3 separate regions of the Mus musculus genome follow, and regions 1 and 3 are each linked to region 2. The links are chromatin loops, found by intact Hi-C in ENCODE. Cell type or tissue: heart. All regions are shown on one strand. Each heading gives the region's core, and the rest is flanking DNA. Links, peaks and the distances in the headings are about the cores only. Region 1 holds the start of Ncapd2 (non-SMC condensin I complex, subunit D2). Region 2 holds the start of Chd4 (chromodomain helicase DNA binding protein 4). Region 3 holds the start of Gapdh (glyceraldehyde-3-phosphate dehydrogenase).

Region 1 (10,093 bases), core at 2,393-7,392, 95 kb before region 2:
TCTCTCCCTGCCACTTTTCCTCCCCACACCCAGATCCCCACTCCCCTGTTCTCCCCAGGTCAGGCCTCAGTGGCTATCAACCAGCCATGGCATATCAAGTACAGTAAGACAAGGCACCTCTTCTATTAGGGCTGGGCAAGGCAGCCGGTTGTGGGGAAAGGGTCCTAAAGGCAGGCAGCAGAAGCAGGGGATAATCAGAGCTCCTACTCCTGCTGTTAGGACTCCTCCCAACCACAATGTGTGGAGGGCCTAGCTCAGTCCCATGCAAGCTCCCTGGTGGGCAGTTCAGTTTCTGTGAGCTCCTAAGGGCTCAGGTTAGTTGATTCTGTGGGTTTTCTTGTGATGTCCTTGACCCCTCTGGCTCCTACAGTCCCTCCCCCCACTCTTCCAAGAGAATCCCCAAGCTCTGCTTTGTTTGCCTGTGTGTCTCTGTAATACTTTTTTGTTTTGTTTTGTTTTTTTCAAGACAGGGTTTCTCTGTGTAGCTCTGGCTGTCCTGGAACTCACTCTGTAGACCAGGCTGGCCTCAAACTCAGAAATCCTCCTGCCTCTGTCTCCCAAGTGCTGGTTTTAAAGGCGTGCGTCACCACCGCCCGGCAATACTTTTTTATAAAAAGAAGTAGGTATTATATAGCCTTGGACATGGCCACTAAATATGAGGATTAAACAGTAGTTTGAAGCTGGATACAAGGACTCACACATATAATCTTGTCACTCTGGAGGTAGAGGCAGGAGGATGGGTCCCAGTTTGAGCTATAAGAGTTCCAGGCCAGCCTGAGCCTGACTTTGAGAGACTATAGGTTTTTGGTGTTTGTTTGTTTGTTTTTGTTTTTATGTTTGTTTTGTTTTTTCGAGACAGGATTTCTCTGTATAGCCGAACTCAGAAATCCACCTGCTTCTGCCTCCTGAGTGCTGGGATTAAAGGTGTGCACCACCACCGCCCGGCTTATTATTATTATTTCATGTTTTACATGCAATAATACATGCAGCTATGCCTGTGCACATGTGCATGCCTGTCTCCATGGGAAGCCCAGAAACTGGAAGTATAGTCAGCCTTGAGTCACCATGTGTGAGCTGGGAATTAACCTGGGCAACCTGCAAGAGCATCCCTGGGAGATGGCTGGAATCATCTCTCCAGCCCCAAGACTGTTTAAAAAAAAAAAAAAAATGCAAGAAAAATTCCCTGGATTACCTTTCTGTCATCTCCAGACTTCTCACTGAATTGATTTCAATTGAAACATAAATTCAAAAACCTGTGGAAAATGTGGTGGCTTAAGCCTTAGATCCAACACTAAGGTATTATCTCCATGAGTTCAAGGCTAGCCTGGTCTACATACTGAGTTCCAGGATAGCCAAGGCTACATAGAGAAAACCCTATCTCAAAAAACCAAAAGAAGTAAATGAAGAATGTCATAGCAAAACCTATTATTTTTGTAATATATACTAACAAAAGCAAAGTGCAGCAGAGGGTCTATAGCTCACTATAAAGTACTTGGTATATCCAAGACGCCAGCACTATGCCATATAGAAGAGTCTCTCAGGGAAGCCCACACTCATGCTCTCAAGTGTTTTACCTCTGAACACCTCTCTCATAGCCCTGATGCTCAAACCTGTATTAAAATATCTTTCTTTTTAAAAAAAGATTTATTTAATGTATGTGAGTACACTGTAGCTGTACAGATGGTTGTGAGGCTTCATGTGGTTGTTGGGAATTGAATTTAGGACCTCTGCTGCCTCAGTTGACCTTGCTCTCTCTGGTCAACTCCACTTGCTCTGGTCCAATGATCAAAGACTTTTTTATTATTAAAAATAAGTACACTGTGACTGACTTCAGATGCACCAGAAGAGGGCGTCAGATCTCATTATGGGTGGTTGTGAGCCACCATGTGGCTGCTGGGATTTGAACTCAGGACCTTCAGAAGAGCAGTCAGTGCCATCTCACCAGCCCTAAAATATCTTTCTTAAATGACATTTTTTTCCCCTAAAAAAAAAAAAAAAGCAAACAGGGTAGCACACACAGGGGTAATACTGGGTGTGATCTTTAACACTTCATAAAACTGGGCATGACTCAAGGTCAGCCTCCACAAAACTGCCCTATTCAAGAGGATGGGAAATGCTGTGGTACTCAGACAAGTTCCCTAACTTATAACTGATAAGAGCAGTACAAAGTGTAATTTCACTTTCCTAGTTCATTTTGGGGTGGCAGAGTCTTTAGAAATAGCAGCTACACTTCCAAGGGCCTGGGCGGCTAGTGGCAGAGTTCCCTAGAATGAGCAAGTCCCTGGGTTTCAGCTCCAAGATTACAAAAAAATAAGATAAAATAAATAAAAATAAATTCTTTAAAAACTTACACGAGGTGCCAGTGTCAGAAAGTGCCAGCAATAAATGATTGTTATAAAGGCCACAAGCATAACTGGGCTGTAAGTAATAGTAACAAAAGATCATGTGACTTAGGAACGAGGCAGACGTCAGAGTGCATGAGTAAATGTAGCACTGGGCATATCAGATTCCAAAGGAGCCCCATTTTTTTATTACATCGAGCACACAAAGCTCTCTCCTTGCTGGGATAAGTCCTGTTCCCCTTCTCCAGGGTGACACATTTCCCGTCCTATCTGTACTTCCCATGTCGGTTAAAGTGTTTGTAGAGATAGCTGATCCGTTTGTTAAGGTTATGCAGGTCCTCAATGAACATCCTGTTTCCCACAAATTTCTTCTTTCGGACACAACGCTGCAATTCATTTCCTCTCCAGCCTCGAAGCCATACTGGGCCCTTGATCAGTTCTTTTGGGTGCTTCTCGAAATTCCCTGTAACGTGACAGAATATATACTAGTTTCAAGAGAAGAGAAGTCAGCCTAGCCCAACTAGGCCTTCAACACAGTTTCATCTCCCTGATCAGAACTACTGACAGACAAGGCACACACCAGTCTAGTACAAGGGACAGAGTCTTTGTAACACTTGCTCTTCCAAAGGATTCCCCAGCACTCTCAACTGAAGGTTCACGACTGCCTGAAAGGGAAGTTCTAGGAAGTCACCCTGAACCTGCAGGCATTGCTTGAGCAGTACACGGTACACATTCAGAAAACACAAAAATCTTATTTAAAAAAGAAGAAAGAAAGAAAGGAGTAAAGACTTTGCAGCCAGAAATGTCTGGGTTCAAATACTGACACTCCCATTTACTCGCTTTGGCCCTCAGACCTGCCCACTACTGTGTTAGTGAGACTGAGTCCCGCACTCCTCACTATTCTCCGCATCTCAGACTGGTCTTGCCTGGCTTCATCTCCCGTGTAACAGGTTTGTGCCCCCAGGCTTGCCCCGGGCACATTACTATTCTCTCCACAAATAAAACCGAAAGAGTCAAGAGAGCATACTAATCCTTCAGAAACCAGGAATCGCGTCCTACCCAGGATTCCAATGTTGTCGTAGACGCCAAACAGAGCCCTCTTCTCGTTCCAGCGATCAACCACTTTGGGAGGTGGAAGAGTGAGCCTTACGAAGGCCAACCGTGGGACGCCTAGGGAAGGACAGAAGCATGAATCAGCACTGCCCAGTGACAAGCCGTTAGCCGGCCGTCCTACTACACTTAAGCCACTTACCCAGAGAGAAGCTTCGGCATGCCGAGGGCACCCAGCCCCACAGTCTCCTACTTGCCGCCCAAGGGACACTCCCTGCCATTACTCTAGCCTGTCCGCCTCAGTAGGGGCAGCAAACCAGCCGGAAAAATGGGGAGCGGGTGTGAATTCCAAAGCCAAGACACAGATTACAGTCCCAGGCGGGACTCACACGGTAGTGACAGTAAGAGGAGCCATTTTGGGCCTTACCCAGGTAGCTTAGGGAGTCATCCCAAGGTGGCTCGCACAGCCACAAGCCCCGCCCTCCAAGTTCCGGCCTGTGAGGCGCGTCCAGTCAAATACTTCCGGTTTAGCCCCTGGAAGAATGGAACCGCTGCGGTGTTTGTTGTCGCAGGAAAGGACGCCCCCAAACCGAAATTCCGTTAAAATAAGCTCTCTCCTGTCCCTTGCGCGTCCTCAACTGTGAGGGAAGTGGAGGACGGGAGCCTGGCGCTACGGCAAGCTGAGTTTTGCTGGGGCAGTATATTCCCGGAGTGTACAGGGCCGGGCGCCACATGGTTAAAAGCTGGACTGCTTTAGGCGGCCCGCGGAGAGACAACGGGTGACCATGCTTAGCCGACTACGGTAGAGATGCCGGGAAAGCGCAGACTCGGGGCCACGCCCCTCGCCCGCTTGCCCCGCCCCCGGGGCTGTGATTGGTTGGCTTCTCCAGCCTCTGTCGCGATTGGCCTCCTGGCAGCCGTTGAGGTTTGAACAGGGAATTGCGGGCTCCGCGAGCGCGACGCCTGGCGCTGAGGCGGGTCTCCGTCTCAGCCTGCCGCGGATTGGCCGGTTCCTCCGCTAGCTTGAAAACCATCTCGTTGTTTGGCGCGTATCCTGCCCTATTGTTTTCTTCCTTCCTTTTCAGCAGGGGGCTCTCCGGTTGAAGAAGCGGCGGGTGAGGGGTGTCGCGGGGTCCAGGTGAGATGTGGCAGTGCGAAAGGTTGGGAAGGGAAAGGTTGAGAAAAAGCAGGTCCAGGACGTGACGCAGCCTTTGCCGGAGTGCGGTCGGGAGCGACGGTCTGGTAGGGATGCCCTTGAGATCCAGTATGGCTGTGTGTCTGACAGATCAGAATCTGAATGTGTGGTGTGGGCAAAATCGCATAGCCTTACTACCCAATGTGTAAATTTGGTTGTTTCGTTCTGCACCCCATGAGACTGAAATCAGGCACAGGATAAGTAGAAGTTAATGTCCTTCCATTCCATTGATTGGGCTGGAACCCCAATGCTCAGTAAAATATTTCTTAAGGATTTTTTTCACTTTAAAATGGAAGCAATAAGTCTGTATGTATACACTGATTGTCACTTAATAGTTCATTAGTATTGTCTTGTGTTGTTGTGTTGTTGTTGTTGTTGTTGTTGTTGTTGTTGAGATGTACTCCTTGCAGCCTCACTGCAGTCCTGGCTGACATCAAACTCAGCAGTCCTCCTGCCTCAGCCTTCTAATGTTGCCTTTATACACATGTTCCACCACCCCTGGCTATTGACTAGTTTTTATCCCTTGATTCTTTTGATCCCCAGAGCAACACCATTTTACAGAGACCATGAGACTCAATGACTTAGTGTCAGAATAATAAGAATTATGCTCACTTGATCTATTTGTGTTGATTTTTAAAAAACTAATAGTGATATATTATTTTAAAATATCATACAGTTAATATATTTGGAGTTATTTAAAATTTATACCGAGAAAAACATATGTATTTTCAGTATTGCTGTAGACAAACATCTGCATAAGACTGTTCAATTGATTGTTGTGTTATATCACACAACTTTTATAATACTCATTGTTATTGTTACAATATTATATGTATATATATTTTTGTTTGTTTGTTTTGTTTTTTTTTGAGTTAGGGTTTCTCTGTATAGCCCTGGCTGTCCTGGAACTGCCTCTGCCTCCCGAGTGCTGGGATTAAAGGCGTGTGCTACCACGCCCAGCTTATTTTATAAATTTTAAAGAATATGATAAAAAACAAAAGGTATTGCAGGTTTTGAAAGGGGGGACTCTCTGGGAGGAGTTGGGGTACAAAAGGGAAAGAAGAATGTGATGTAAGTCTATTTACTCAAAATATGTAACAAATTCAGGTAAATTGAAATTATGTATCTTTTCTCATCAGAATGCAATAAAACTTAAAGGAAAAAATTATTCTCCTCTAGAGTTGCTTTTATATTGAGGGTGAGGGTTTGCAGGGGAGGGTGTTTTATGACAAGATCTCTTGCAGCCCACACCACGTAGCCGAGACTAGCCTTGAACTCCATCCTACTGATTCCCGTGGACTTGGGACATAGATATAAGCATGTGTTACTTTGTGCGGCTCTGATCTTATATTTTATAAGACGATTCATATAGCTGTTATAAGACTGAAAAACATTTGAAAAAATATATATTTTATTTATATTGAACTGAACCTGGGGTAGACTCAGTAGAAATGTTCTTGTCACATAATCAAAAGATGACACACTGGTAGATTTACACCATGCCTTTTTTTTTTTTGCTGTTTGGTTTCTAGGTGAACCAGGGGGAGAAAGATGTCTCCCCACAACTTTGAATTCCACTTGCCCTTATCTCCAGAGGAGCTGCTGAAAAGTGGAGGTGTGAATCAGTACGTTGTCCGGGAGGTGCTGCCCGTCAAGCACCTCTCATCCCAGCTTAGAGGTGAGAGACTCCATGCAATGATGTTATCCTTTCTGTTCTACAGCCCCGGGACACTCCATCTGGGCCAGGGAGGTCTTTCCTAGTCCCTGCCTTTAGTTGTTTGTTGTCCCATAGTTGGTTGGTTGGTTGGTTTATTTGTATCACCACATGGAATTCATGGCATAAAATGTCCTGGGCCATTTTTGAGAAAAAGGTGGTTTTTGTTTTTTTTTCGAGACAGGGTTTCTCTGTGTAGCCCTGGCTGGCCTGGAACTCACTCTGTAGACCAGGCTGGCCTCGAACTCAGAAATCCGCCTGCCTCTGCCTCCCAAGTGCTGGGATTAAAGGTGTGCGCCACCACTGCCCGGCTCCGGTTTTTGTATTTTTACCTCTTACCATGTGTCAATGTATAGTCCTGGTAATTGTAGACTAGGGGTTGGAGAGGTGGTTTAGAGGTTAAGGGTACTGCCTATTCTTCCAGAGGACCCAGGTTTGAGTCCCACTATTCACAAGGCAGCTCACTACTGTCTGTAACTTGTGCATGTGGTACGTGGATGGATGAATGGATAGACAAGACAGACAGATAGAGGTGTGTGTGTGCACACTACACCAGAACAGAACACCAGCACACATACAATAAATGCATGAAGTTTAGAAGTCCTGTGGGCGGTGCCAGGGTTTGCCTTGCCTATTCTCAGAGAGCACTGTTTAGAAACTACATTATGTTTCCAGGATGTTCAGTGAAGGAGAAACATAGCTGCAACAGCACACAACATAGTCGCTTGTCACTTAAACATGCCGTGTGGGGAGACACGTTTGAGAGGCCTGTTGCTAGATGATTCATTAATATGGAAACATCATTAAGAGTACGGGTGCACACGTTTTCATGGTATAGCTTACTACATGCTTAATGTTTGGTATGTATATTAAAGCCTATTGCTTCTAGGGCCTGGTGAGTAAAATAACATGGGATTGAATCAAGAGCAAGAGAAGGGCTGGGGATGTAGCTCAACTGGTACCATGCTTACCTAGTGTGTACAAAGTGAGGCTTTGGAGTTTTCAGTCCTCCTGCCTCAGCCTCTCTTAGTATCTGGGAGCAACAGTGACTCTGTCTGGTGCCTAGAGCTTCAGTTTTTACAAATCCTTCTCCTCTAACATGAGCCAGAACGCACCAAGAATTGTTGACTCCAGGACTTGGCCAGGAAAATAGAAGGTAGTGCTGGGCCATGCTATAGTGTGAGGAAGTAAAGCTCATTTCTGGGGCACCGATTCCTAGGTTGGAAGGAGACAGGAAGAAGAACGGCCCAGAAACAGTCCATAGTTTTTGGTGGTTTGGTTTTGTTTTTTGTTTTTTCTGAGACAACGGTTCCTCCATGTATCCCTGGCTGTCCTGGAACTCACTCTGTAGACCAGGCCTTGAACTCACAGAGATCCACATGCCTCTGCCTCTAGAGTGCTGTGATTAAAGGTGTGCGCCACCACCACCTGATGAAACATTCCATATTTTTATGAGAGAATTGTGAATATGACTAAAGTGCATGATATTTGTGTATGAAAATGTAATGAGCCAGGTGTGGTGGTCCATGCCTTTAAAGCCAGCTCTTGGAAAGCCAGAGGCAGGCAGACCTCTGTGGGTTCAAGGCCAGCCTGATTGACATAGGGAAGCCTTGTCTTAACCCTTTCCATAAAAAGAAAATGTAACAAAACCTACTTTATACAATGAGTGTGTGCTTATAAAGCTTTAATGTAAGAGAGAACTGAGAGAAAGGGAGGAGAGGGGAAGCGTCCAGAGTGAGGCCAAGGTGAGGAGGGCCCTGTGGACAAGCATGGGGGTCTGGACCCAACCGCAGTAACAGGCGGGTTGCAGAAGCCTGTTCTAACACAGACAGGTAAACAGTTTAATTAATAATTAAGAGGGAAAGAGACCCTGTCTTTTGAGGTAGGGCAGAGCAACCGTACGGGACATTTGGGATCCTGTACCTGGTCATCTCAGCTTCCCTCTTTCCCCTCCGTTTTTTGAGGCAGTCTCACTGTGTGACCCTGCTTCTGCCTCCTCGATGCTGGGATTAAAGGAACACACCACCACACCCACCTAGCCTCAATCCATTCTTACCTAGGATTCACATTAGCAGTTATAGAAACAGTAATGAAAATAGAAAACAACAATCTGGGAAATACCACAGTAATTAATATCTGTGTCCACAGGTGTTTGCCTTACCAAAAATGTGACTGATGCATGATTTCACACGTCATTTAACGGGATGCCTTCTAAGTCCTGTGTCATCGGGCAGTTTTGTTATTGTGTAGATTGTTGCTGTGTCACTGACTTTGTCATGTGTGCCATCCTTTGTTGACTGAAGTGTAGGAAGCAGTTGTGTGGAGCAGTGCAGAGACACTGCCGAGTGCTCAGTTAGTGCCGGTGCTAAGGCCCTGCCACTTTGCTTGACCTGTGGGTTTGCTTTTGTTTAAAGACCGGGTCTCTCTGTGGTAGCAACTCTTAGCTGTAGCCTCCTGAGTTGCTGAGGCTATGGCTATGTGCCATGACGTCAGACTCATCCGCTTTTTGATATAAGTGCCTTCTGGAGAAAAATAGATACCAAGAAATCCTGTCTTTCCTCCTTCATTTTCCAGCATTTCAGTCTGCCTTCCGAGCTCAGGGGCCCCTCGCCATACTGGAGCACTTCGATACAGTCTACAGCATTTTACAGTAAGTGAAATTCACAGCCAGTGCTCTGGAAAGAACTGGTGGCTTTTTCTCTTAATTTTTGCATGTGAGTTTTGAAATTACAAATTATGGGTTCACTGATACTTGGTTCTGGGTACTGACATCCATAGTGAGCATTTATCCAGCTTGCCACCGTGTTTACTTGACAATTTCCCAAGTATTTTCACGTTAGAGTCCTTAGAGCTGATCTTTGAGAATGGGCTCTGTAGGCTCCTGTCTCACCCCCACACTTTCTTTCCCTCATAGTCACTTTCGAAGTATAGAACCTGGCCTCAAGGAAGACACTCTGGAATTCCTGAAGAAAGGTGTCTGGGGTCCGGGGGCAGGGGCTGGGAGGTGTTGGTTATTATGTTTAGCAGTTCCTACATTTTCTCAGCCATGTGATGATATCAAGGCTGTTGTGATTCAGTTGGTTTAGCTAAGTCCAGGGACCTCTGACCTATTCAGGTCTGTAATCTTGGTGGTCGATACAGAGTAATGTGCGTTCACTGTAAGGGCGGACCGACAAAAAATTTCCTACTCTTTAAATTACCTCACTCCAGTCGGGGTGATTCTCCAGCTGCCAGGGAGGAATTGTGGTAACTGGAATGAAAGTAGGAACAGTCTTATATTCGAGGTGCCAGGGTCAGTGGTCTCAAAGGACTTAGCTGTGTCATGGCCACTGAGAGATGACACACAGATCTTTGGTAATCTGATGGCTATAAGCGCTAAGTGTTTGGAAGTTGGGTTATGTGAAGAAAGCCAATGAGACCAACCCCCAGATTCTGCCCCTCACAGTGGTATCCCGCCACTCCCAGGAACTGTCGTCCATCCTGGATGATGCAGCTCTGAGTGGATCAGATAGAAGCGCCCACCTGAATGCCCTCAAAATGAACTGCTATGCCCTGATACGCCTTTTGGAGTCCTTTGAGAATATGACCAGCCAGACAAGCCTCATTGACCTGGACATCGGTGGGAAGGTAATTGGATATCCCTGACCTATTTTATGTGAGGGGGAAAGGAATTGATGGGAAAGGAACCAATGATTTTAGCATGCTTATTGTTCTTGCTTGGGGTTTAGGAGGGAGCACTTAAGGTCCAGCTCTCCTTCCCTGTCAAGTAGTTCCTGTGCATTCTAGAGCTTA
Region 2 (10,093 bases), core at 2,362-7,361:
AAAGCTGGGCTGATGACTTAGGTTCCTGCAGAGAAGGCAGAGTCAGGGGTCTGCTTCATAGTGCTCACTGGCTAAGACAACCGACTGGGAAGTCAAACTGCAGCTTCCAAGAGCGAGCGAGGTACAGAGGAAATAATACAGAAGAAATGAGCACACCTACATGGAGATGCTGTGCTACAGGGCAGGGTGGTATCTGGGAGAAAGGACAGAGAGGACGGGCAGGGTCTTGACAGACAGAGATCTAGGCACCTTCGAGTCATCATCCTCGTCCTCCTCTTCCTCCTCCTCCTTCCGCTTGGATTTGCTCTTCTTCTCTTTCTTAGGTCCGAGCTTCTTTTTCTTCTTCTTGCCAGGAGTATAGTCGCTGCCCTCACTGTCTGAGCGCAGAGCCACCTCTTCCTCCTCCTCCACAAACTCTGGCCCCTCCCCAGAGCTGTCCCCCAGCTGCCGGCATAAGAGTAAACGCTGGAGCAGGGGGGGAGGGAGACAGACACACATGCTACACACATGCTCACCCAGGACAGTCCTGAGGCTCGCCCCAGAACCTGACCCCCAGCTCCAGGAGAAAAACTACCCGCAGCCTCACAACTCTCCTTGAGCGCCTCCTCCTCCTCTCTCTTCTCACTCCCCAGAACACTCAGTCACCCACTCACCTCCTTTTTTTGGCGCTTGCTCTTAGGGATTTTAGGGTCTCGAGGTTTCTTAGGCTTTTTCTTCTTCTTGAGCTTTGGAGTCTCTGCTTCGGATAAATCCTCGTCTGGGTCTTCCTCATTTTCTACATAGATTGGCAAACAGAGGCAGGCAGGGAAAAGAGCAACAGCACAGGTGAGGGCCCAATGCAGATGGTTCAGATCCTCTGTCCCCACCTCTCGCCCTAGAAGAGAACTGCTGTACTACACTCAAGGGAGCTGAGACCCAGCACAGAAACAAAGAGCTGTATATACCCAAAATCGGCCGCCAGGCCAGGCCAGGCCCACCTGGGGCAGCTGTCCAGGCCCCTGCCTCCTTTCCTCACCACTCTAGGCACCTTCTGTGTCTACCAGCACCGCTGAATTGAGCAGCTTGGAACTTAGTAAGTGAAAGAGCTAACTCCATCCAGCTCTCCCAAAAGTGGCCACCAAACAGCTCCTAAGACAGGAAATAAGGAGAGTCTTCCCAGAAGGCACTGAACAGACTCATCCCTTACCATGCCACCCTAGAACAAATACCAGGCTCAGGGCCTACAACACAACAAACACCCTTATTAAACCCCTTTGGGACTATCACTGCTCAGAACCACCAGAATCTCCCCAGTCCCACATTCAGTTGCCAGTTCAACTTCACACCCTCTCCCAGTTCCCTTCGGCATCTCTAGTCCTACTGTTTCTTTCCAGCTTTCTCCTGGGTCAGCCAGCTCTTCTCCCTAGGGGCCTGGAATCAGCCCAGCTGTCACCATCTCCCCTTCCCAACCCCCCTCCCATCTGGCTCCACCTCCTTCCCTGGCGAGAAGCACACACAAAGCCTGGTAACACTAGGGAATCCTGAGCAAGGGTAGGTAGAGAGGGGCACAGGGGGAGAAGGCTGGGAAGCAGCTTTCTTTGTACCAGCCATGTACACCAGCTCCCAGTTCCCTTCTCCTTCTTCCCAAGCCACCCCCGCTCAAGAAGAGGGGGAGTAGGGAAGGGAGGAGAGAGAAGGGAGTGTCTCACCCACTGAGGAGAAGGAAAATGGCTCCTGACCGCAGAAGCCAGCCCAGGGCACCCAGTGCCAACATAGGACAGACAGGAAGTGGCAAGGGTGGGGGTGGAGCCAACAGAAGTACACAGAGCGGAGAGTACCCTCAAAGAAAACTTCTCAAATTATTACCTGGCCCTACCTAGGTCCAAAGCCAGTGATCTCTAATACCTACTCTAGGATGACACAGTTTGTAAGAGGTCACCCTCATGTCCCAGACAAGAAAGCCAAGACAGCACCAGAGTAAACTATTGGAATGACTGCAGTACTCACTCACTTGTATTCTTTAAAGACATTAGAACTAAGACTTAACAAGGGCTCAATGGAGGTTACCAAACCATACAACCTTCATCCCTACAAGGAATCAGAAAGCTTTAGCTTGAGGAACCAAGTGTCAAAGCTCAGCTTCCCCAGTCACCCAACAAGAATCCTACCCAACCTGCAGAAACCATGCCCAAGCCCCCAAACAGCAGACTCCCTCCCTTTAATCCCGCACACTCAGTGCATAACCCAGAAGTAGCCCTAAATGATGCTGGAGCCAGTCAGATCCCAAGGTTGGACAAAGTGCCACGGGCCTCCCATCCACACCCGTCCCAGGGTTAGGTCAGAGGCTTGGAGGCCCCTCTCATCCCTAAACACACCATTTTTTTAAGGGCTTCTGGCCCACAGCCCTTACAGTACCCACCAAAGCCTTCTTCCTCTGCCTGCGGAGCAGAAGTGAGCCAGGGACAGGGCTGTGGAGGCACAGTGGGCCCCTTTCCACCCACACACAGCCCTCCAACTCCTCAGGCCCATCACGCTGCATGCCATAGAGGGAGATTTGGGAAAGGGGCAGAACTGGGTGTGGCCAGAGGAAAAACTGGGTCATGCTACAGATTGGGGCAGAGTTCACACTGAGAGCCTGCAGTGCTCCCACTTGGGAGGGAAGCCCCAGACCTTCAAGCAAGGGGTTATGGCTAAGATGGGAAGCAACGCTGGTCAGACAGCATCACCCAGCCTCTCATAAAGACAAGGAAGGAAAAGTAAGTCTTCCTCCTTACCCACCTCACCCTCGCAAAGGCAGAGCTCCGCAGGCCTACACCTCAGTGATCAGACACAGATCTAAGTCCCTTATCTCAGCAGCCTAGGACTCAGCAGCAAGAATAATGGCTCTCTTAAATGACAAATTTGAAAATGATTTCTTCTGGATATCTCACCCTCCAGTTGGGGCTCAGGAAAAGGCAGAAGTGAGAGCCATGCCGTAAGGAACAAAAAACAGGACAGCCAGGCTTCACAGGGTAGTAACCAGGACAGCCGGGCTCCACGGTGTAGGAAACTACGTGGACGCAGAGAAGATACCGACCTTGCAATGAATGTGGGGGAGTCAAGCCAATAGGTGCCTTAACTAAGGGGGCTCTAAATAAGGAGACAAGAGAAAGACATCCACTTCCAAGCATGACATCAGCCATCACTTGAGGGCAGGCACTCAGGCAAGATGGTTATAATAATACGGGTTTAGCCAGTCCAGGGAGCAACCCCAAAACACAGTGCAAACCCTAACACACCCACACAAACACCTCACGCCACCAATCCAGACCAGACCCCAAGCTACCTCAGAGTGGCGGAAGCCCCTAGTAAAGATCCAAGATTATGTCCACACCAAGGGCCAATTCCCTCCCTCTGCCCTCACTAGGCTACTGCATGCTGCCTCTCCTAGCCCTCCATCCTTCTCCACTCAAAAAAATCCCAACAATCTGACTAACAAAGTTCTACAGATCTGATAAAGAGTGAGATTCAAACTTTACACTCTTGAAACAGCACAGAGAACCCGTAAGAGATCGGGACAGAAAGCAACCAACACTCTCGCTTTCTTCTCCAGGGAACAACCGCGGGATCCCAGATGCCTGGCAGGGCTCCCGCAACAGAAATCCCCACCGCACCCCACCATGTCACCACCAGAGTCGGAACCACCTGCATTCCTCCAAGAACCTGCACGAGGTAAAGCTAACCCAGAGAGCTCCCTCAACCGGGGACTGCGGAGCATTCCAGACAGCCTTGAGTGAAGCCAGCTTGCATCTGGGTCCGTGGTGCCCAAGAGGCACATGGCTTCCACCTCCCCCAGCACCCCCCAGCACACAAGAGCTCCGCAGAAAAGAACCACTCCCTTCGGATGCCCTCCACCCTGGGTTCTGCACAGGGACAAGCAGCGCGCGAACGCAGCCTCACTGGAGTCTCGAGGAAAGATCAAACATCTTCCTGCCCTGGGCCCTCCGGGAAGATGTTACCTGGATGGGGTGGGGGCAGGCTGTTGTTCAGAAGTGCGTCCATATCCTCCTCCTCACTGCCCGCTGAGCAGGGGGACGGGGAGCCCAGGCCCGACGCCATCCCCTTCCGTTCCCCGGCCAGGGAATTGGCCCAGCTGCTCCTGCCTGCGGCCTGGGGCCCTCTGCACTGGCCCGAGTCACTGTGCGGGGGAGGGGGGAGAACAGTGAGTGACGCGCAGTCCCCCTCCCCCACCCGCTCTTTCCGCCCCCCTGCCCTACCACCCTAGCCAAGCACCCGAACCACTCAGGCTGAACTTAGTTCCACACTCCTCGGGGACAGCCCGTGAGCCGGCTCCCCAGCAGGAGCCCCCAAGAAGAGGGAATGACGCCCCCGAGGGCAGGCTGGTGCATGGAGGGGAAGGAAGAAGCTAGCCTGGCCTGAGCCAGGAGTGCCTGGGGAGTGGGGTTCGAGTGGGGAGGCGCGGAGAGGGTCAGGGGAGGCGGCCGGTGCTCGGGGACACAAGGTCACTTGGGAGTGGGGGGGCGCTCCTCTGCGCCCGGGGAGGGGCCAGTCCCCAGACAGGGCAGCTCTCCAAAGGCTGTCCTCTGGGACAACTCAGGTTCTCTTCCGGAACGGCGGGGACCAGGGGGCGTGGAGGCTCGGGCGCTCCGGGGTCCCGAAGAGTCGGGACGCCGGAGGAAAGCGAGCACCCACCGGGAAGGGGGCCGGGCCACGTGTCCCGGGGGGCTAGCGAGCAAAGGGCGAGGGGCGGGCGGGCAGGCGCTCGCCCGGCATTGTGGGAGGCCGAGCCCAGGAGGGGGGGGGGGCGGGGAGCAGGACTCCCTCAGGGCAGGGCGCCGTCTGGAGGTAACCCGGCCGCCTCCGGGGAAGAAGGGTCGGCTCCCTGGAGAGGGGACGGCCCGCGGGCCCCGGGACGCCTGAAGAAGGGACAGGTGAAGGAATGACCCCCGGGACGACGTCGGGCTGAGAGAGATGTCTCTCCCGTTGCCTCGCGCGCTCCTCACCCTAGAGCCGCCTCAGGTCGCGCTGGGTCTCGCCGGTGTCACTCCCGCTCCAGCTCCTCCTCGCCGCGGCCGAAGGGGGGAAAATGGCTCCGGCTCCGGCGTCGCCTCTTAAAGGGCCCGAAACACCGGCCGGGAAATCCCACCGCACAGGCCCCGCCCCCCACGGACAGCCCATAATAACCTCAACCAACTCCAACCCCCCCCTCCACTACCGCCACCCTCCTCTTTAGGTCTCCCGGGCAACCCCCGCCCCCTCGTCGCTCAGGCAACCATTGGCCACGCCCCCGTCGAGCGCGCGCGCGCGTCACCTGGGCAACCGCCCACCTCCTGGCCATCCCATAATACACACGGACACCCCACATACACACACCCCGCCCCCCACACTCTATGCATATATGTGCCCGGGGCTACAGACATATAGTGCAGATCTTTTACAAACTAAAACCTGCTCCCCCTCCCTTAGATAACCCATAATAACCACTCTTTGCCAACTTCTTCACTCTTGGCCTTACTGCTAACATCCCATAATAACTCATTACCCCTCCCTCCCCTTGGCCATCCCATAATAAGCACCCCTCCCAGCACTTCAGCCTCATATCCCATAATATTCAACCCATCCCCCACCGACATCCCATAATAACCACCCCCAGTTTGACATCCCATGATTGTCAGAAACTCACCCACCCCATACTACAACAACGGACACTGGGCCTCCTCCCACACGGATCCCGTAATAATCAGTCTCCCACTTTCTATACTGATATCCCATAATATCCAACCCCCCCAGAGCTGCCCTCAGTCCCTGCACTAGGGTTGAGATTCTAGATGCTCACTTTACCACCCACAGCCTTCCCAGTCTCTTTCTAGCTCCATGGTCCATAAATTACCATTCCTCCTAGCAAAGAGATACTCACTAATGATCAGCAGCTCTGCTGTCACCCCACAAATGGACATCTAAATCTCCTCCACTAACACTGGGAAAATGTCCTATCATTTACTCTATCTACTCTCCCATCCCATAATTTCAAAAAGCCCACGATACCATAATTGTCCCAACACAACCCAGTGCCACATCCCATAATACTTCTGCTACACTCCATCACCGCACACAGGTCTGGCCAGACATCCCCTAATTGTCACAACCTCCCCCACCTCTAGAAGTTGTCAGGCTCTTCCAACTAGAGCAGAGAGGGTGTGGCAAACTGCTAACTGCCCTGTCCCCACTAGCACACACTTTAGTCCCTTCCTGGGCAATAGGAGCATTCTGGGCTCTCAAAGTTCAGGACCCCCAGACTTCCTAGCTCATCATTTGCAGACACTCAGGAACCAAGAGCCAACCTCGAGCCCCAACAAACCCCACCAAATCCAGGTATGTTCTAGATACTTACCTCCCTCCAGCTTTGAATGTTTGTGTAAACTCAAACAAATAATATGCTGACTAGATGAAACACTTGCATAAAACTTCATGATGAAAAACTTTAACTCACCCAGAACATCCCATAACAATTACAAACCCCCATCCCAAAACTATTTCTCAACATTCCAGAAGTCCTCTACACTGCCACCTTCAAGTCCAGGCAGCCTCCGTGGACAGATAGCCTATCACCACCATGGACTGAGAGTCCTCTACCATGCCTTGCTCTGTACTCACCATCACTAAAGTTCATTCGACATACCCTTGACAGAGTACTAACAAGGTAAAGAGCTAGCTACTTACCGACCGAGAACGAGGATACCAACACACAGGTGCCTTCCTTCAAGAAACAGTCACAGCTGGGAACATTATCACATGCCAATAACCTCAGCACTCAGAGAACACACGAGATGATCAAGGGATCAAGGCCATTCTCTGCTACTCAGTGAATTCAAGGTCAGCCTAGGCTACAGTAAAAACAAGTCTCGGATAATTATAATTTATTTATTTATTACCAGCACCGTGCTCTAACCAACTGGGCTAATGGGGCACCCATGAATAAATATTAAATGTATAATGAAGAAACATTAAACAACCAAAGAGACCATGCATGATACAATATAAAAATATCTAGTAATTCTTGCTCTCTAACTCTCTTCCTGCTGTCCCTTCCCTCCTATCCCCATCATCACCTGCTCTCCATGTTCATGATGGCCAGCCTCTCTCCAGTCCTCTACTTCTCTCTCTCTCTCTCTCACTCTCCTCCCTCCTCAACTCCCCTCCCCATGCCCTAAATAAACTATTCCATACTAGAAAAACGAAAGAGAGAAAGAGAGAGAGAGAAAGACCACTGACCACTGTTCCCCAATGTCCTGTCATAAAGAACTGAGCAAATCTAAACTGTTCTCAGGAGGTCACATCCCCAGTAGAGGTCGAGGTAGGTGGGCCATCTAGACCAATGGTTCTTACCCTTCCTACTGCTGCGATCCTTTAATACAGCTCCTCGTGTTATAGTGACCCCCGACCATAAAGTTATTTTCGTTGCTACTTCCTAACTGTAATCTTGCTATTGTGATGAATCGTAATGTAAATATCTGTGTTTTCCCATGGTCAAAGGGACCATGACCTACAGGTTGAGAACTGCTGATCTGGAGGAGTTTACAAGAGAAGGCTGGTCAAGATAACTTCCTGCAGGGCCTGGTGATGCAAGCCTTCAAATCATCCCCTAGCTACTCCCTATGTGCTAAAGGATTTTGACTGGTAAGCAGCAATCATCCAGTCAGTGGTCCTGATGCTTAAAATCCGTATTGTTGCCGTGTGTCCCTTTAAACACATCCTGGACCACAACTGCTGCGCTTATTCTTTTCGCTTATTGGCTTTTTTTTTTTTTTTTTTTTTTTTTGCTTTTTTTTTCTGGATAGGTTCTCTCTTTTAAATTTTTTGTTTTGTTTTGTTTTTTAAAGATTTATTATTATATGTAAGTAGCTGACTTCAGACACATCAGAAGAGGGCATCAGATCTCATTATGGGTGGTTGTGAGCCACCATGTGGTTGCTGGGATTTGAACTTAGGACCTTCAGAAGAGCTATCAGCACTCTTACCCGCTGAGCCATCTCGCCAGCCCGCCTCTCCCCTCCCCCCCCCCCCCCCCCGTTTTTATGTTTTTTTCTTTTGGTTTTTCGAGACAGGGTTTTTCTGTGTAGCCCTGGCTGTCCTGGAACTCACTATGTAGACCAGGCTGGCCTCGAACTCAGAAATCCGCCTGCCTCTGCCTCCCGAGTGCTGGGATTAAAGGTGTGCTCCACCACGCCCGGCTGCCCCCCCCCCTTTTAAATTTTTAATTATTACTCTGTGTGTGCGTGCGTGTGTGTGTGTGTGCGTGCGTGCGAGAGAGAGAGAGAGAGAGAGAGAGAGAGAGAGAGAGAGAGAAGGGTATTATCAGATCACCTAGAGCGCAGTTATAGGCAGTTAGAAGCTGCCTGATGTGGATGCCAGGAATTGAACTCCAGTCCTGGTCCACAGAGTAAGCTCTTGTCCCAAACAAGACAAAAATAAACAGCAATCTTAAACCTCCTAAGAATCTCTCACTTTTCCCTCTTCCTGGTTCCAGAAAATAAGGCTGCAAGTGAAAAGCCAATATCCCACCCCCACTGCCTCTAGGCCTCTTTCTCTTAACCCAGAGGGGTCTCCCTCTGCTCTAGTCTTGTCTGTTTCAGGAAGGCCAAAGAGCTGTGGAAGTTGGAGAGCTTGAAAAGGAACCGGAACTTCTTTACAGGAAGAGGCCTTCCGGATCCGAAAGCGAACAGGAAGACCTTCACGCTCTCTCTCCTGCACCTCACCTCACCTTCCCTAGAGACAGGGACCCAACAGATAACACTGTCCTGTGAAATTCAAAGGACTGAATTTAGTGAGTTCTGGACTTTCATGTAGGCAGGACTTTACCCTGAAAAATGACAGTCTCCTTGCTCCCAAATAGATCACCAGGGAAACTAGACAGATCTTCCCACCAAACCCTATGTGTATAACCGTGAGCATTCCATATTTAAGCACTTTCTCACCTTAAAACTAGAGTCTTAACCCTTAGGTCTAACAGGGCAGGAGGTAGTAGACACCTTTAACCCCATACTGAAGAGATGAGGCAGGTGGATCTTTGAGTTTGAGGCCAGCCTGATCGACGCAGTAAATTCTAGGCCAGCTGGGGAGAAACCGAGAGATCTTGTCTCAAAACAAGCAAAGCCACATTAGTTCTTCCCAGGAGCACTCATCTTTGAAGTTCATGTTTTCTTTTTTTTTTTTTTTTGGGGGGGGGGTGGTTTTTTTCAAGACAGGGTTTCTATGGGTAGCCATGGCTGTCCTGGAACTCACTCTGTAGACCAGGCTGGCCTTGAACTCAGAGATCCGCCTGCCTCTGCCTCCAAAGTGCTGGGATTAAAGGCATGCGCCACCACCGCCCGGCTTTTCTTTTTTTTTTTTCCCCCAAAACATAGCTGGCCCCTCTGGACCGCCCTCTGGGGGGGTTACTGTGGTGTACTGGCTATTCCCTACACCCCACAAGCTTAGTCTCCCTCAGTCCAGCTTTCTTGACATCAAGATCCAGTGTCATTTGTGTGTCCAGACCTTCTTCCAAGTTCACCCCCCCCCCTCGTGAGTTGGTGCTTCACGGTGGGTGGGAGAGGATGTGGCCCGTTTGTTTGTTTGTTTGTTTGTTTGGTTGGTTGGTTGGTTTTTGTTCTTTTTGTTTTTCCGAAAGAGGGTTTCTCTGTGTAATTCTGGCTGTCCCGGAACTCACAGGGATCTGCCTTTGTCTCTGCCTGCTGAGTGCTAAGGTTAAAGGCATGCACCACCAACACCCAGCTAGGATGTGGCTAGCTGTTTCTTCTTACACAGTGCTGCTGGGTACCTATTAGATCCTCTTCGATCCCTGTTCTCCTGGATGTAGCATGTCTCTGGGTCTCAAATCCTGGTGTTTAAATATCTCCAACTGCTCCAGCTTTCCTCTCTCATGTATATACATACCACATTATCACAGCGACCAGTGAATATAAACCAGGGGCAGTTTACAAGTAGTCAGCCACAGCCTCTTGCCTAGGATTCTTCATCAGCCACACCCACGGCGTCCCTGCGGATTCTACCCACTTAGTCCTTTGCTTCTCACCCTCTCCCCATCCCACAACAAGAAGGTTCAAATTCCTTTTCA
Region 3 (10,093 bases), core at 2,910-7,909, 69 kb before region 2:
TAGGTCCCACTTCTGCCGGCTGCTCCCCGCCTCATCTCATCCTTTTCCTCCTACAGGGCAATGCTATCTATAATCTACTCCCCGATATCATCAGTCGCCTGTCAGACCCAGAGGGCGGAGTGGAAGAGGAGCCCTTCCACACCATCATGAAGTATGGCTCTTTAGATCTAGAGTAGTGGGGGGGGGGGCACACAGACTTAGGATGGATGGATGGATGGATGGATGGATGGATGGATGGATGGAATGCAAAGAATGAAGAAGAATGAACACAGGGTCTTGCATGTGCTAGGCAAGCACTCTGCCGCTGTCTTCAGCTCTAGATGGACATTTTAGCCGTACTTTCTCCACAAGTTACTTGACCTGTTTGCCCGTCTTAACCGTATGAGGTTGACAGGACTTGCTGCATAGTTGTGGAGGCTCTTACATAGGGTAGGGTGCTGCTTGAGGGTGAGGGTGAGGCACATAGTAGCAGTCACTAGGTGGCAGCTGTTATTTGCTTTCTCAATAAAGGGAAGGAGACCAGAGGACAGGCGGTAGAAGGCCATGCAAAGAACTCTCTTCTAAAGCAAGGACAGAAGAGGCCATGCTGGGGTTGGGGTGGTGGCTTCAGTGTAGGAGCTGAGAAAGGGGTTTCCTGGCCAATCGTACACTCTCTCCTCACAGGCAGCTCCTCTCCTACATCACCAAGGACAAACAGACTGAGAGCTTGGTAGAAAAGCTGTGTCAGCGGTTCCGCACAGCCCGGTATGCTCCATTTTGGGACATCTTTGTGCTAAGAGGGACCTTTCAGAAGAGAGAGTCCCTGGTGGCATCCGTGGGACCAAAGGAGACTGAAGGGGGAGGATGTGTGTGCCTCACAGAGTCTCTCCCTCCCTGTAGAACTGAGCGTCAGTACCGAGACCTAGCCTACTGTATGTCCCAGCTGCCCCTCACAGAGCGAGGTCTCCAGAAGATGCTAGACAACTTTGAGTGCTTTGGCGATAAGCTCTTAGATGAGTCTGTCTTCAGTGCTTTCTTGTCAGTTGTGGGCAAACTGCGTCGCGGGGCCAAGCCTGAGGGCAAGGTGAGTGGTCCTGTTAGGTTCCGGTGCAGTAAACTTCATCTGCCTCCCTAAGTGCTCTGAGACTCCTGTCTGAACTTTCTGCCTTGCTAGCCTCACTACAGCTATGGAACCAGAGTGACTAAGACCAGATCTTAATTCCTGGTCCCTTTTTTAAAGGCCATTCATTTCCTTTTTTGTTAACATGCATTGGTATTTTGCCTGTGTATATGTTTGCATGAAGGTGCCAAGTCCCCTTGGAATTGGAGTTAGACTGTTGTGGGCCCTGAGAACTGAACACAGGTCTTTTGTAAGAGCAGCCAGTGCTCCTAACCACTATGCCACCTTCCCAGCCCCAGTGAAGGCCTTGAGATAGGGTCTTGCTATGTAGACCCAGCTGCCTCAGACTAACAGAGATTCCCCTGCCTCTGTCTCCTGGTAGTAGAGGTATGCCGCACATGTTTGCACTGGACTGCTTCTTTAGAGTAGTTTCATGTTTAAAGCAAAAGTCAGTAAGTAGAGCTCCCATATGCTCTGTCCCACACCCGCATGGCCTCCACCCCATGACCTTCTTGTCCTGGTATACGTGGTCCTGGATGAAGGAACGTGATTGACAGATCAGCATCCAAAGTCCACTCACTGGACACAGTGGCACATACTTACCACTTGTGTCATACTGGGCATTTTCAGGACTTTGAGGTCACCTTACCCCCCACCCCTGTGGTGGCATCAGTTAGTTGGAATCACAGTTTCAGATTGGTTTCTTTAGTTTTCTCTCTTTTCATGGCTATTTCTTTTTAAGCAGGGAGATAATGTTTCCAGCCCTGTCTTTAACTTTCTGTCCTCCAGGCTATAATAGATGAATTTGAGCAGAAGCTTCGTGCCTGTCACACCAGAGGCATGGATGGAATAGAGGAGTTTGAAACTGGCCAGGGAGGCAGCCAGCGAGCCCTGTCTGCCAAGAAACCCTCCGCTGGTATGAGAGGGATGCAAGCCCACATGGGGCTCCTATGAGTGGTCCCCACCCTTTTTTTGTTCCTTTGTGGTTTGTTTTTGGTTTTGAAATGGTCCCCTTGCCTTTCTTTTCTAGTCTCAAGGCTACAGCCTCTGACTTCTGTAGACTCAGACAATGACTTTGTCACACCTAAGCCGCGACGTACCAAACCTGGTCGTCCACAAACTCAGCAGCGCAAGAAGTCCCAGAGGAAAGCCAAAGTTGTCTTCTTGAGTGACGAGTCCAGTGAGGACGGTATGATACACCCTCCCAACAGATCAGCTGCCTGTGTGGGGTCTTCCAGTGGGGCTTGCCTAGCTGTGGATTCATTCTTCCTGGCCATGTCTTCCTCACTATGCAGCTCGGCTGACTTTCACAGTGTGCCGTGTGCGTGTGTGTTTGTGTGTGTGTTTGTGTGTGTGTGTGCACACGTGTGCGCGTGCGCACGCGCGCATGTGTTTACTTTGAGATCCATTTTGCCCCATCTTTATGACTCAGCTTTTGTTCCTATAATTCTTTGAATAGAACTTTCAGCAGAGATGACAGAAGAAGAGACACCCAAGAGAACCACCCCCATCCGCAGAGCATCTGGGCGAAGACACAGGTCCTAGGAGCTGCCTTTGCCTACTCCCGTCCCTGCCGTGCAGGGTATCTTACTGGATGATCTTGGATTCAGTGCCCCCCCCCCCTTGTAGAAGTGCTTGTTGTCTGTGGTTTTAACATGGAAATGGCCTTTGCATTGAGGTCTTTCTCTTAGAGCCCTGCTGCCACTTTCCCTTTCTCCGAGCCTGTGCCAATTGCTGTTTTCTAATGAATAAATGTTTTTATAGACTTTTAAGCATCCTGTCCTGGCTGGTCTGTCCCATCCTTAGCCCTGAGCTGTGTCTGGATCTTCATGGCCCCTGTGGTGCCTCATCCTTGCACAACTGAAACTCTGCTGTGCAGAATTATGCGGTTTCTAGGTTCACGTGAACAGTTCTCAGCAGTCTGGGGTACTTTGCACCCCAGAAAACATTCGGTAATACCTAGAGACTTATTTCTGTTTGCCTTGTGGGGCAGGGGGCTGCAGTGAAAGCCTTAAGATGAAGGCCACCTTCATGCACATTGTGCCCCATAACACAGCATGTCAGGAGTACACAACTTGAGAAATGCTGCTCTAGACCTAAGGTTTGTTTCCTCTGTGCGCCCCACCCCATCCCCCGAAGACTGGCAAATGACTCAGCCTGGCTAATGGCAGAGATTATGAACCCCACTCAGTTCTATAGGTGACAAGGTCCATCGCCCCAGAGCCAGTCCTTCACTACACTAAGGGGTCTGCAGGAGGTCCAGCTGTAAGCCATGCTGTGTGCCCACCATCCCCAAGCCCTTAATCTGCTGAGTCACTTGGAGCAGGAGGCACAACTGCTGTTTCTGCTGCCATGACAACAGCACAGTGCTGCTGAAGTGCTCCCTACCTCTTGGTGAGGGGACAGTAATGATAGATGACAGGCGTGAGGCAAAAGGGAAGGTGCACCTCTGAAACACTAGGTTAGGGCTGGGCTATGGAAGGGCTCTTTGGGTAGGAAAAGGGTTAACGCTGTGCATAGAGCCTCGGTAGGAAGGCAGAAAAGGGACTCTGAATCTGCCATGCCTCTCCTCCCCACCACTGCGCTGGGGCCACTCCCACCCTTCCCACCCTGTTCATCTGGCCTGCTCCCCGCTCATGGGAAGCCTGGGCACGGGCCACACAGCTGTCAGTCTAACACAGCCTTGGCTCTGGGGCCCCAAGGAGGTAGGGCAATCTGGAAGGGCAAGGAGCCAAGACTAGATTTGGGGTGCAGCCCAGCGTGCTCCCTGCCTTTTAAGCAAAGGTTATCACCAGGCCAGCTAAACTTAGCAATAGGCTCTTGAGCTAGATGAGCAGGGGGCTGGTTTCATGTTGCACTGGCCTAGCAAAGAGGCGCCAGAGTCCCCCTGCCCTGCACCTGCTACAGTGCTCCCAAGCCCTTCCACCCTTCCCAGCCTCCCTACCCTTCGGAGTGAAGAATCCCGGTCTCGAAAAGACAAAATAAAACCAAAGAATGCCTTTTCTCCCTTCCACTTGTGGCAAGAGGCTAGGGGCTTCCCTGTCCTGGCTCAGGGGTATAATATTTCCTCTCCTGTGTTCTCCCCTCACTGATCTCACCCTGTGTCCACGAGGGCAGCCAAAAAAGGAGAGTCCCTGGCTCCAGGGCCAGTCAGCACGTCCCTGGATGGGGAGGGACTTCCGCCCTCACGTCCCAACTCTCCACCCTGGGGCTACAGTGGGTGAAAGGGGCAGTGTCTCCTAGCCTGGGCGGGGCAGCTCTCAGGTTCCGAGGAGGGATACTATAGGAGGCCTCTGAGCCTCCTCCAATTCAACCCTTAAGAGGGATGCTGCCCTTACCCCGGGGTCCCAGCTTAGGTTCATCAGGTAAACTCAGGAGAGTGTTTGTAAGTCTCAATTATCAGGTTTCCAGGCTGCAGGGCATCCTGACCTATGGCGTAGCAATCTCCTTTTCAAGCGTCTTCCTGGCCACCCCCTTGCCCTCACAGCGCGGTACACAAGCCAGGCCTCTGGCCAAAGACAGAAGCCAGGAGGGGGGGGGGGGCAGATAGGGAAATGGGGCTCCTGAGGGCTCCCGCGGGAGGAAAAGTGCCCCCACCCTGGCATTTTCTTCCACTCTTTTTTTTTTCGGGGGGGGGGGTTGCTGTGTCACTACCGAAGAACAACGAGGAGAAGATCCTCAACTTTTCCGCAGCCTTTTCAATAATGGGGAGAGGTTCGATGATGCAGTGGCAGGGAGACCCACACTTCTCCATTTCCCCTGTTCTCCCATTTTACTCGGGAAGCAGCATTCAGGTCTCTGGGTCCTGGATGTCCTTGGTGCACACTCCAAGGACTCCTCGTCCTTAAGTTCATAGTCTGTATTCCCTGAGTCCTATCCTGGGAACCATCACCCGGTCACCTCCTGAGCGGGGCAATCTCAGCTCCCCTCCCCCTATCAGTTCGGAGCCCACACGCTTGGTGCGTGCACATTTCAAAAATGAGGCGGGTCCAAAGAGAGGGAGGAGGGGAAATGAGAGAGGCCCAGCTACTCGCGGCTTTACGGGTGCACGTAGCTCAGGCCTCTGCGCCCTTGAGCTAGGACTGGATAAGCAGGGCGGGAGGCGGGGCGCGCGTCATCAGCTCCCCCCCACCATCCGGGTTCCTATAAATACGGACTGCAGCCCTCCCTGGTGCTCTCTGCTCCTCCCTGTTCCAGAGACGGCCGCATCTTCTTGTGCAGTGCCAGGTGAAAATCGCGGAGTGGGCCGCAGGAGGCCGGGGACAGTCGGAAACTGGGAAGGGGAGTGGGCACTGTACGGGTCTAGGGATGCTGGTGCGAAGTGTGCAAGCCGGACCCAGGCTCCGCATTGCAGGGGGGGGATGATGGAGGACGTGATGGGGCGCACGGCGGGAATGGAGGCGGGGTGGGGGAGGGGACTGCCTGGTGTCCTTCGGGCCACGCTAATCTCATTTTCTTCTCCTGCAGCCTCGTCCCGTAGACAAAATGGTGAAGGTCGGTGTGAACGGGTGAGTTCCAGGGCGGGGCCCTGCTCCGTTGCCTACGCAGGTCTTGCTGACCCGGGGGCTCTGCAGTACTGTGGGGAGGTGGATGAGGTGGCCGAAGCGCCCAAGGAGACCTCAAGGTCAGCGCTCGGACCTGGCGATGGCTCGCACTTGCGGCCCCCAGCTGCTGCACCTCTGGTAACTCCGCCTTTGCGGGGATGAGCGGCCCGGAGTCTTAAGTATTAGGAACAACCCCACGCGCCCGTTCAGACCCATCCCGTAATCCCCAGTCCGGGGCTTCTTTCTTTACTTTCGCGCCCTGAGGAGTCACGTGCCAGGAGGGAAGCCCCTCCCCCATCTCCCCCTTCCTCGGGGTCGGTGGCATGGCGTTGTGAGGTGCATACCTTTGCGCATCATCTCCCAGGCTTGGGCTTCCTTTAGGGTAACTGGCCGCCGCCATGTTGCAAACGGGAAGGAAATGAATGAACCGCCGTTATGAAATCTTGCTTAGGCCTTCCTTCTTCCTAGCTTGTGACTAACCTCATTCCTCTCGGCTGGGTGGAGTGTCCTTTATCCTGTAGGCCAGGTGATGCAAGGCTTCCGTGCTCTCGAGAGAGTTCTACCTCACAATCTGTCTCACCTTATTAGCCTTAAAAGCCCTTGAGCCTTATTGTCCTCGGGCATAATGCGTATTCTAGATTATTCTCTGAAAATCAAAGCGGACTTACAGAGGTCCGCTTGACCTCCCAACCCCAGAGGTAGTTATGGCGTAGTGCAGAGCCGTGGGATGGGGAGCTGAGTCATGGTGGTTCTGAAAAGAAATTTTCCACCACAAAATGGCTCCTGTAGTAGCAGCCCCTTCCATCCCCTGCACTTCCCATCACAGCCTCGCACTGACCCAGGCCCTATAGGCCAGGATGTAAAGGTCATTAAGAGGATTGGGTGTCCCTGCGCCTCAGAATCCTGCCCTTCTCCCCGTTCCATCCTCCAGAAACCAGATCTCTCCACTCCGCCCTGATCTGAGGTTAAATTTAGCCGTGTGACCTTTCTGGATCTGGGGTCTGAGCGGGCTCTCCACCCTGCTCCCCCTACACACATCTGTTGCTCCGGCTCTCATTTTTGCCCGAGAAGAACAGGTGTTTCGCGAACGAGCCCTGGGATTAGGGTTGGAAACCCCCCACATGTTTTCTCAGTCTTTCCCCTTAGTTCGAGGGACTTGGAGGACACAGGTGGGCCCGCCCTGTGCTGCTCACGCTGACCTTTAGCCTTGCCCTTTGAGCTTGCTGATGAATGAGTTCACAGGTCTGCCCTGTCCAGGGGGTGTAGCCTGAAGTCCAGCCATGCTGGAACAAACTTCCCAGGGCATGAGTGATGGGGGTGATGTGCCAAGCTTGTACCCAGACTGGGGCAAACTGCCACTTCTTAAGAGACTTAGAATGACTTGGAGGAGGTTTGCTGGGCAAGCAATCACCTCTTGGACAGGAAAGAAACCTCCACTTTATAACCGTGCTATAAAAGCCCTGCCAGGCCTCGGCTGCTCAAAGAATATAAAATTAGATCTCTTTGGACTTTCTAGGGTGGGAACAGTCTATATTTGGGTTGTACATCCAAGCATTCAACTAGCTTTATTAAAGGGAATTCTGAACAAAACATGAACTTCCTGATGCATACATTTCTAATGTACTGTGTCTGCATAAAGGCTTGTACCTTTGTTGTGGTACGTGCATAGCTGATGGCTGCAGGTTCTCCACACCTATGGTGCAACAGTATTCCACTCTGAAGAACATGAGATAGCCTGGGGCTCACTACAGACCCATGAGGAGTTCTGATCTCAGCTCCCCTGTTTCTTGTCTTTCAGATTTGGCCGTATTGGGCGCCTGGTCACCAGGGCTGCCATTTGCAGTGGCAAAGTGGAGATTGTTGCCATCAACGACCCCTTCATTGACCTCAACTACATGGTCTACATGTTCCAGTATGACTCCACTCACGGCAAATTCAACGGCACAGTCAAGGCCGAGAATGGGAAGCTTGTCATCAACGGGAAGCCCATCACCATCTTCCAGGAGCGAGACCCCACTAACATCAAATGGGGTGAGGCCGGTGCTGAGTATGTCGTGGAGTCTACTGGTGTCTTCACCACCATGGAGAAGGCCGGGGTAAGTGGCCGGAAAGCTGAAGGTGACGGGCACCCTTGATATGGTGCAACCTGAAAACCAAGAACTGAGTCTGAAATCAACTTCTTTCCCTTAAACAGGCCCACTTGAAGGGTGGAGCCAAAAGGGTCATCATCTCCGCCCCTTCTGCCGATGCCCCCATGTTTGTGATGGGTGTGAACCACGAGAAATATGACAACTCACTCAAGATTGTCAGCAATGCATCCTGCACCACCAACTGCTTAGCCCCCCTGGCCAAGGTCATCCATGACAACTTTGGCATTGTGGAAGGGCTCATGGTATGTAGGCAGTGGGGAGACAGCTCATGCATTTCTTATCTTACCCTGCCATGAGTGGACCCTTCTTTGTAGGTGTCCCTTTTGGGTAGAGGGGTGCCGTGCAGGACCTCACTCATTGCCCCCGTGTTTTCTAGACCACAGTCCATGCCATCACTGCCACCCAGAAGACTGTGGATGGCCCCTCTGGAAAGCTGTGGCGTGATGGCCGTGGGGCTGCCCAGAACATCATCCCTGCATCCACTGGTGCTGCCAAGGCTGTGGGCAAGGTCATCCCAGAGCTGAACGGGAAGCTCACTGGCATGGCCTTCCGTGTTCCTACCCCCAATGTGTCCGTCGTGGATCTGACGTGCCGCCTGGAGAAACCTGTATGTATGGGGAGAGCTGGGCTTGTCTCTGGTGTGACAGTGACTTGGGACAAGGATAGTCATTTTGGGGTTTGTTCTTATCAGGCCAAGTATGATGACATCAAGAAGGTGGTGAAGCAGGCATCTGAGGGCCCACTGAAGGGCATCTTGGGCTACACTGAGGACCAGGTTGTCTCCTGCGACTTCAACAGCAACTCCCACTCTTCCACCTTCGATGCCGGGGCTGGCATTGCTCTCAATGACAACTTTGTCAAGCTCATTTCCTGGTATGTGGGGATGGGAAACCTGACTTTTAAGAGCAACTGGGGGTTTGGTGCCCTCTGGTGGCTAGCTCAGAAAAGAAACCCAAACTAACAGTTGTCCCAATTTGTTCTAGGTATGACAATGAATACGGCTACAGCAACAGGGTGGTGGACCTCATGGCCTACATGGCCTCCAAGGAGTAAGAAACCCTGGACCACCCACCCCAGCAAGGACACTGAGCAAGAGAGGCCCTATCCCAACTCGGCCCCCAACACTGAGCATCTCCCTCACAATTTCCATCCCAGACCCCCATAATAACAGGAGGGGCCTAGGGAGCCCTCCCTACTCTCTTGAATACCATCAATAAAGTTCGCTGCACCCACCTCTCCTTGGTTTTAATGCGGTGTTGGGGGAGGGAGGGTGTGTATGGGGAGGTGAAGCAGGCTCAATCAACTTTTGTGCATGTATCTTTATTGGCTCTGACATCCAGCTGGGTGCCGGAAGTCCAGGGCTACATTCTATCCAAGTCCCAGCCCAGGGCGCCTGTCCTGAACAGCTGATATGTCTGGCAATGCGGAGGGTGGGGCTTGACAATGGGACAGGAAATGCAGTCTGAGACTCACTTGTTGGACAGCACTGACTTCCAGAGCTCACTGCTCTTGAGAAAGATCGGTGTCCTTTTATCTGCAAACAAAGGTTAATTGTACCCAGCCCTCCTGCAGACAGACGTAAAATTAGATAAAATTGGAAGGGCGCCCAGTACAGTAAAACCTAGTGGTATCCATGAAGAGGGGCTGTAGCACTGGTCGATGCTTTGGTTCGTGCGTCACACAGTGACTCAGTGCTTGGGAAGTATTCCACACCGTCATTGCTTTTAAAGGTTCCATTCCAATAGTTCAACATAGCGTCTCCTGGGAGGTCGTGACTGACTCCCTAGGTCAGGGACATCTTAACCTTTTGGTTTTGTCAGTGACAGCCATGGCGGCATACCCTCAGCTGCTCACTGGAGAAACAGGCCCCGAGCACCAGTAACCTGCAGGCCACACCCATGTGCGGGCAGCAGCTTCACCTCCTCAGCCGCGACCTGGGCCCAGCACAGGACTTCCCAAAGGCGAGCCTGCACGGCCATGTTCACTGCAAGAGGCAAGTGAACAGCTGGGAGCATGTGGACAGAGCACCCCACACCCTCCAAAGCCTTACTAGGGAGCAAAGCCCTATCCCAAGGTACATGATGAATCTGCTTCACACGAGTGCCTAGGCAAGTTAGCACCAGTACAAAATCCAAGATACCCAAGGAATACAGGCAGGTCCCGTGATCACATTCCTTACAAAGTGGAAAAGGGAGGCTCACAAGTGTCCTGGCAGCATTCCGAAGATGGAGAAGTAGCAGATACCCACATGTGAGGAAGGCAGGAAGGAGTGTCCCAATGTCATGGGCGTTGTACAGGGA

What was found. Hi-C counts contacts between places; a loop is a spot of excess contacts. Peaks named below come from ENCODE experiments on the same cell type or tissue, not always from the same donor. Only the 100,000 strongest peaks of a DNase experiment are listed, where the experiment ranks them.
Region 1: a loop joins it to region 2, with 2.4 times the contacts of the local background. A loop is called at or near these places in 2 of 42 quality-filtered maps.
Region 3: it touches region 2 in a loop (4-fold over the local background); 5 of 42 quality-filtered maps call a loop at or near these places.

Annotation. Positions count from the first base shown.
Region 1 is chr6:125,185,935-125,196,027 of GRCm38, reverse strand. It overlaps Ncapd2 (non-SMC condensin I complex, subunit D2), which reads left to right and starts at 4,442. Exons shown (of 32, transcript NM_146171.1): 1 at 4,442-4,530; 2 at 6,120-6,265; 3 at 8,876-8,951; 4 at 9,216-9,274; 5 at 9,747-9,928. The coding sequence starts at 6,139. It overlaps Mrpl51 (mitochondrial ribosomal protein L51), which reads right to left and starts at 3,828. Exons shown (of 3, transcript NM_025595.3): 1 at 3,595-3,828; 2 at 3,402-3,512; 3 at 1,636-2,805. The coding sequence starts at 3,673. The coding sequence ends at 2,609. Mir3098 (microRNA 3098) reads right to left here and starts at 236; the gene lies at 150-236. It also overlaps Scarna10. In heart, for the core only: a CTCF peak has its summit at 4,358; DNase peaks (open chromatin) are centred at 3,867 and 4,327; H3K4me3 peaks cover 3,322 bases; H3K27ac peaks cover 2,477 bases.
Region 2 is chr6:125,091,150-125,101,242 of GRCm38, reverse strand. Chd4 (chromodomain helicase DNA binding protein 4) reads right to left here and starts at 5,262. Exons shown (of 39, transcript NM_001346610.1): 1 at 4,983-5,262; 2 at 3,978-4,156; 3 at 654-775; 4 at 250-444; 5 at 1-25. The coding sequence starts at 4,077. It overlaps Mir7045 (microRNA 7045), which reads right to left and starts at 4,219; the gene lies at 4,157-4,219. In heart, for the core only: a CTCF peak has its summit at 4,935; DNase peaks (open chromatin) are centred at 2,492, 3,072, 4,342 and 5,302; H3K4me3 peaks cover 3,504 bases; H3K27ac peaks cover 3,985 bases.
Region 3 is chr6:125,160,785-125,170,877 of GRCm38, reverse strand. It overlaps Gapdh (glyceraldehyde-3-phosphate dehydrogenase), which reads left to right and starts at 5,105. Exons shown (of 7, transcript NM_008084.3): 1 at 5,105-5,326; 2 at 5,567-5,607; 3 at 7,442-7,739; 4 at 7,838-8,035; 5 at 8,170-8,400; 6 at 8,485-8,666; 7 at 8,777-9,026. The coding sequence starts at 5,585. The coding sequence ends at 8,846. It overlaps Iffo1 (intermediate filament family orphan 1), which reads right to left. Exons shown (of 9, transcript NM_001302779.1): 9 at 9,096-10,093. Ncapd2 (non-SMC condensin I complex, subunit D2) reads left to right here. Exons shown (of 32, transcript NM_146171.1): 27 at 57-151; 28 at 664-744; 29 at 880-1,063; 30 at 1,889-2,015; 31 at 2,130-2,288; 32 at 2,559-2,871. The coding sequence ends at 2,644. In heart, for the core only: no CTCF peak of the experiment used is centred there; DNase peaks (open chromatin) are centred at 3,867, 4,287, 5,217, 5,837 and 2 weaker places; H3K4me3 peaks cover 4,948 bases; H3K27ac peaks cover 4,574 bases.